2 separate regions of the Homo sapiens genome follow, and region 1 is linked to region 2. The links are chromatin contacts, found by Hi-C or POLR2A ChIA-PET in ENCODE. All regions are on one chromosome and are shown on one strand. The core of a region is the stretch at or near the end of the contact, and the rest is flanking DNA. Distances in the headings are between cores, read along the strand shown.

Region 1 (2,700 bases), core at 129-2,628, 550 kb after region 2:
CCTAGGAGAACAGCCCTTGTCCCACAATTGCCCCTCAGTAGCCCTCCGGCCTCTTCTGAAGCTTTAACCAAGTGCTTGAAAAGAACCGAAAGTGAGGAAATATTCCAACTAGAATGGATCCCTTTGTGCCAACAGCCTCCTTTAGAGTTCAGGAACACAGAGGAAATCGAGGAGGGCTGACTTTTCACCTTAGAACTCACAAGGCCCAAATGTGCCAATGTTTAACTGTCTCTCCGAGGTGCTTCTGACACCCGGAAATTCACCATGTATTTGGCATCACCAGGAGCTCCTCAACTCCACTGCTTCCTCCTGCTTCTCTCTTCCCTGGCCTTAACTTCACCACCCAGACCCACTGTCCAGCTTCCCAGTCTCTCTGGGTCCCCACTGAGGCTGCCCTTTTTGGGGAAGGAAGAGTGGCCTTTTTTCTTGGCCCTCAAAACTCCTCTGAAGGGGTCTGGAGCCCGCTGGGAGACCAAGAGCTTCTCTTGAATCTCGGCTGCTGCATGTTTAGTATTCACAGCATGTCTCTAAAAAACGTCCTGAGATCATTCATCAGGCACTGTGCTGTGTGCCTAGCTGCTCTCCTTCCGGGTGTGTGTGTGTGGCCAGGACCCTCCCTCCATCTGCTGGTGAACACACATGCACACACACCTTAACCTTTTTCCCTTTTCACCAAACCAATCGCATTTTCTAAGCAGACCTTTGCCAGCTGGCAGATCGCTCCCTTACTGAGGTGGGCTCCTGGCGTTGGGCCTGGGCTCGAAGCCGCTCACACTCCAGTGCTGGGGAGAGGCGCTGAGAGCAGGAGCCCGAGCCGAAACTCAAGGTGCGTGTGGATGTTTGCGATGGTGACCAGGAGGGGAGCTGCAGGGAGGGCATCCCCAGCAGAAGGCGAGCAAACAAGGGGCGAGAAGCAAGGTCAGGGGCCAGGGAACGGAGTCTCCGAAGCAAGCGTTCCTGCTGCCCCTTCTCCGCAGTTCACTCCCCGCCCCCCTTTCCCGGGTTCACTTTGGAAATTGGCTTGCCCTCTCGGCAGCCAGCAGTTCCCGGCAGAGTCCGGCCGTAACGGTCAGATTCAAGAAGTGAGGCAGCGCCAGGCTGGGTGGCTGGGTTGCTGGGTTGTTCTTGGGAGATTCTTTCCCCAATTGTCAATTTTTTGCTTATTTTTAGTAGTGACCCGAGCCAGGAACTGCGCCTTTAAGCCGCTTTCCCATTCGGGGAAATCGACGCCAGCACTCGAGGGTCGGGAGGCGCCGGAGAGGCCCCTCATTCTGCACTCCCCTCTTTCCTCCCCCTCCCCCTCCCCCCGCCCCTTCTCCCCTCCCCTCCTCGGCCGTCCGGCCGCCTCGCCGCCATCCGTCACCTCGCAGCCTGCCGCACTCCTGGAGCGAGAGAGCGACGAGCGAGCCACGGCGATGGTGCCGCCCGCGGCGCAGCCATGAAGCCCGCCCGAGGAGCCCGCGCGCGCTCCTGCCATCCTGCCCGCAGCCCGCCGCCTGCGCGCCAGCTCCCCGCGTCCCGGGCCAGCTGCTGCCGCCCTGCCAACCTCTGCCCGCCCCGCCGCCCGGCGCCACTGAGCCCCAAGCCCATGCCGGGCTCGGGGGCACGGGTGCCCTAGTCCCGCTGCCGCCGCCGCCGCCGCCGCCGCTGCGCCGCCGCTGCCGCGCCGCTGAGGAGGCGGAGGAGGAGGAGGAGGAGGAGGAAGAGGAGGAGGAAGAGGAGGGGGAGGAAGGTAAGAGGCGCGCTGCCTTCAGGGGGGCGCGCCCGCTGTCTCAGCCCAACCGGGGGTGGGTCGCGGCGGGAGCGTTCCGCCCCGGGCCGGCTGGGGGGCGACTGGCGCTTGGGCGCCCCCGGGAGCCGGGGGCAGGGCGGGGGGCGCCGAACGTCTGGCCGCCCGGAGTTTGGGCGGGCGGGGTAACGGCCCGTTGCGTGCCCACTGCCCCGGCGAGTCTCTGGCTTGGCGGGCTCGTTTGGCCTCCGCGGGTGCGGGGTGAGGAGTCGAGCGCAGGGGAGTGCAGCGCGTTCATTATGGAGCCTTTGTGTGCGCGCCTGGGCTGTGGGCACAGTTGGGAGAGCTGGCGAGACGCGGGGCCTGGCTGCTAGGAGGTGGCCACTTAGCCGGGGTGCCCGGCGAAGCCCGAGCCCAGGGGCTGCCAGAAACAGCTGTCTGAAGCATGTGCGTGGTTCCCGGGGCCATGTTCACAAGCGGACACGGAGGCGCACACACACGCACACACAGCCGCACAACATACCCGGCGCTCAGCCACACAGTCAGCCCCATGCAAAGACCACACACACACACACACACACACACACACACACACACACAGAGAGAGAGAGAGAGAGCGCGAGCTACACTTGCCCCCTCCCACCAAGATGCTAATAAAGCTCAAACACATATACAGATACATGCACCTCCCCCTAGCGCTGCTAAAACATGCACACACAAACACACTCCTCTACTCCCCAGCCTAGTGCTTTGGAGGTTGGAGAGTGTGTGTGTGTATGTGAGTGTGTGTGTGTTTTCTCAGAGTGGTCTTGAGAAACTACATGACAACTGCACATTACTGCAGATCCAGTACCTGCTGCTTCCCCCCAATACACACCCAGCAACCCCCCGTCACACGCAGCTACTGTAGACACCTCCACCAGAGCCCTTAAGAACCCCATTCTGGCAAAAAGCGTGCCCAACTCTGGTAG
Region 2 (3,007 bases), core at 205-2,704:
TGCAGTGAGCTATGATTGAGCCACTACTCTCCAGCCTGGGTGACAGTGAGGCCCCGTATCTAAAACAAAATGAAAAAAAATGAGAGTACTGGGAGTATTAAGAGATTCAAATGAGATCACGGAGGTAAAGTTGCTTTGAAACACAGAAAGAGCGTAGCACCTGTGTAAAGCAAGCTTATTAACATTCCCAGAATATTGAAGGACAAAGATGTGCAGTCCAAGATTCTTGAAAGTGTGCATGGAGAAAAGCAAGTATCTTAGCCCATGTCTTTCCCATAAGCTTCAGGGGAGTGTGTTGACAGTAATTGGGGCACCAGGGTTTAGTAGAGCTAGATAGATAGTGTATTAGTCTGTTCTCATGCTGCTAATAGAGACATACCCAAGACTGGGTAATTTATAGGAAAGAGGTTTAATTGACTCACAGTTCCCCAGGGATGGGGAGGCCTCAGGAAACTTAGGATCATGATGGAAGGAGAAGCAAACAAGTCTTTGTTCACATGGCAGCAGCAAGGATAACTGCCAAGCAAATTGGGGAAAAGCCCCTAATAAAACCATTAGCTCTTCTGAGAACTCACTATCATGAGAACAGCAGCATGAGGTAACCGCCCCCATGATTCAGTTACCTCCCACCAGGTCCCTCCCGATGACATGTGGGGATTATGGGAACCACAATTCAACTTGAGATTGGGGGCAGGGGGGACACAGCCAAACCATATCAGATGGGAAAGGCAAGGGAAGTCAAAGTGGTGACGACTATTATGATAGCATGTGTCAAAAAAGAACAATTATTAGATGTGTATACATTCATATATACACCTATGCACAATGTATAGTAGTGTGTGTACATGTATATATAAATATATGTGCATGTCTCTATCACATCTGTAATGTGCCAAGTACTCTGCCAGCCCCTTACATATGCTGTCTCATTTAATTCTTACATTAACCCTGTTAAAATGGTATTATTATCATTCCTATTTTATACATGAAGAAACTAAGGCTTAGAGACATTTTCTCATGGTCACTTAGCTAACAAGGAGTCGAGCCAGTATTTGAACCCAGGTTTGGTTTAAATCCAGAGTCTGTCCCTATAACCACCAGGTACAAAACAGTGCTGGCCATAGAATCCTCTGGATGGATGAGCCCTGCTCATCCTGGGCTTTGTGCTGTAGGTTTAGAGCTCAGCCACTAGAGGGGGCTGCCTGTCTTGCTGTTAGCGAAAACGAATTGAATCGCTAGGGACTTGGAGGCCGCTGTTCTCTCCCTTGGATGGAAGACTTCTAGAAAAACCCAGAGCCTGACTCCAGCTGGTTCCTGGTCTCTCCCTCAACCTCTTTTAATTCACACTTGGTCCCAGGCCTCAAGGTGTCCCCAGTGATGGGGATAGCAATGCCTTTTTGTGACAGTTTACACACTTCTTTCCCCGTAGGCTGCAGGAGGCCAGGGTGAGCTGCCTGCCCTAAGGGACTTTCAGGGCTTCTCTGGGGGAATAAGGAGGAGGGAAGGAGGAGCCTAGTAGTTAAGAGCCAGGACTCTGTAGTCGCACTGTCCTGTTCTACCCCAGCTTCCCACTCATTGCCTGTGCTACTAACAGGTCACTTCACTTCTCTGAGTCCCAGTTTCTTATCTGTAAACATTAGGATGCCCCACCACCACCACCACCCAGTTCAGGATAAAGTGTGTGTGGTGCCAAGCACAGTGCCTGGGATAGAACGGGAGAGCTCAGCAATTGGTAGTTCCTCCCACTTTTCAGCCAGAGTGAGACATGCCCAGCCAGGGCCCATTCCACTCTGAGGCAGCACAGCACCGAGGGGCAGGAACAGAATTCCCTCATCCCCCTCTCACCCCTGGTAGCCCTGTGCCCACAGCCCAGGTGCTGTGAGAGCCTGCCACTGCCGGGCAGGAGGTCCCCAAACATTCCTCCCTCAGTGACACCTTTCAGAGGCCCTCAGTGTTTCCTGGCCCCTGGCCCAGAGTTCTTCATATCCTCTGACTCACTTCCCTGCAGCCAGAACTTAAATCTTTTCTCCCTTGCCCTCCCACAGATTTAATCCTTCAGCAAACCCTGTTGATTCCACCTCCTGAAAGCACAGGGCTCTGGTGTCAGGCAGCCCTGAACTCTAGTTCTGCCACTTACCATTAATGTAACCTGGAGCAATTGCTGTCATCTCTCAAATCTTGGATCGGTCATTTATTAATTACGTGACCTTAAGATTCCTTAACCTCTCTGAACCTCAGTTTCCTCATCCATAAAACAAGGAAAATAATAGTGCTTGAGTTTTAGGGTTGCCATAAGGATTCAATGAGGTAAAATGTGTAAAAAGCCTGACGCTTAGAAGGTGCCACAATTTACCAACTGTGTGATTTGGGGCAAGTTTTAAAAACCACTCTAAGCCTCAGTTTTCCCAACTGTACCTATCCTTCAAAGTTGTTGTATTAAAGGAGTTAATCCATGTAAGGTTCATAACAAGAATTCCAGAATTATCAGCTGTTCTAACTCTTATCCTCCTAGGTATCCTATTGTCTAGTCTTCTCTGGACAGGGAAAGCCCCACTCCCACACCTGTGGGTGTCACCACCTCCTACTCCCCCGCCCCCCTGCCACCCCGCACTGTGACTTTATGGCTCTCTAGTGGACAGACAGTTCATCTCCTCTCTTCTCCAGTCTCCTGTTGTAAACTGGTGACCTGACTTCACTGTTTTACTTGTCATGGCCTGGTGTTGGTTCCTGTATTTTTTACTTAATCACTGCTGACAAGGCTTGTAGCATCTTCCATGCAGGCACACAAACCCAGGCACAGAAACCCAGCTAACTCTTAGTTTTCTCATTAATAAGTGGGGATAATAATAAGACCTATCTCTAGGACTGTTGTGATTACAAGTACCACACAAGATGATGGGTGTAACGTCAGTAGCAAGTGCTGTGGCACCCGCTGTCAGAGCAGTCATTCCTTGTTGGCTTTCTGTATCTGGGTTTCTGTGTTTCCATGGAGGTTGTCACGAGCCTT

What was found. A loop is a pair of places that touch in the nucleus more often than their neighbours do. ChIA-PET counts read pairs that join two places held with the same protein, here RNA polymerase II (POLR2A). Pooled maps may share reads with other maps.
Region 1: a map of HCT116 shows a loop between it and region 2 (4-fold over the local background). The contact joins the promoter of FRMPD3 here to the enhancer-like site in region 2. A Hi-C loop is called at or near these places in 5 of 168 maps with a recorded cell type or tissue (A673, CD4-positive, alpha-beta T cell, Calu3 and 2 more), 11 of 37 single-sample maps with no recorded cell type and 2 of 50 pooled maps. POLR2A ChIA-PET finds 5 or more read pairs at or near these places in 2 of 52 experiments (HEK293T and IMR-90).

The regions. Positions count from the first base shown.
Region 1 is chrX:107,448,274-107,450,973 of GRCh38, forward strand. FRMPD3 (FERM and PDZ domain containing 3) reads left to right here and starts at 1,379. Exons shown (of 15, transcript NM_001388459.1): 1 at 1,379-1,732. RefSeq lists enhancers at 251-751, 2,586-2,700.
Region 2 is chrX:106,893,342-106,896,348 of GRCh38, forward strand. No RefSeq gene overlaps it. Among named protein-coding and RNA genes, the nearest start is that of RIPPLY1, 8.5 kb to the right of the region's middle. RefSeq lists an enhancer at 1,314-1,838. Within about 2 kb of position 1,455, at least 5 of the 41 ENCODE cell types and tissues checked have a DNase peak (open chromatin) inside an H3K27ac peak, as active enhancers do; they include HCT116, where a contact is called at or near this core.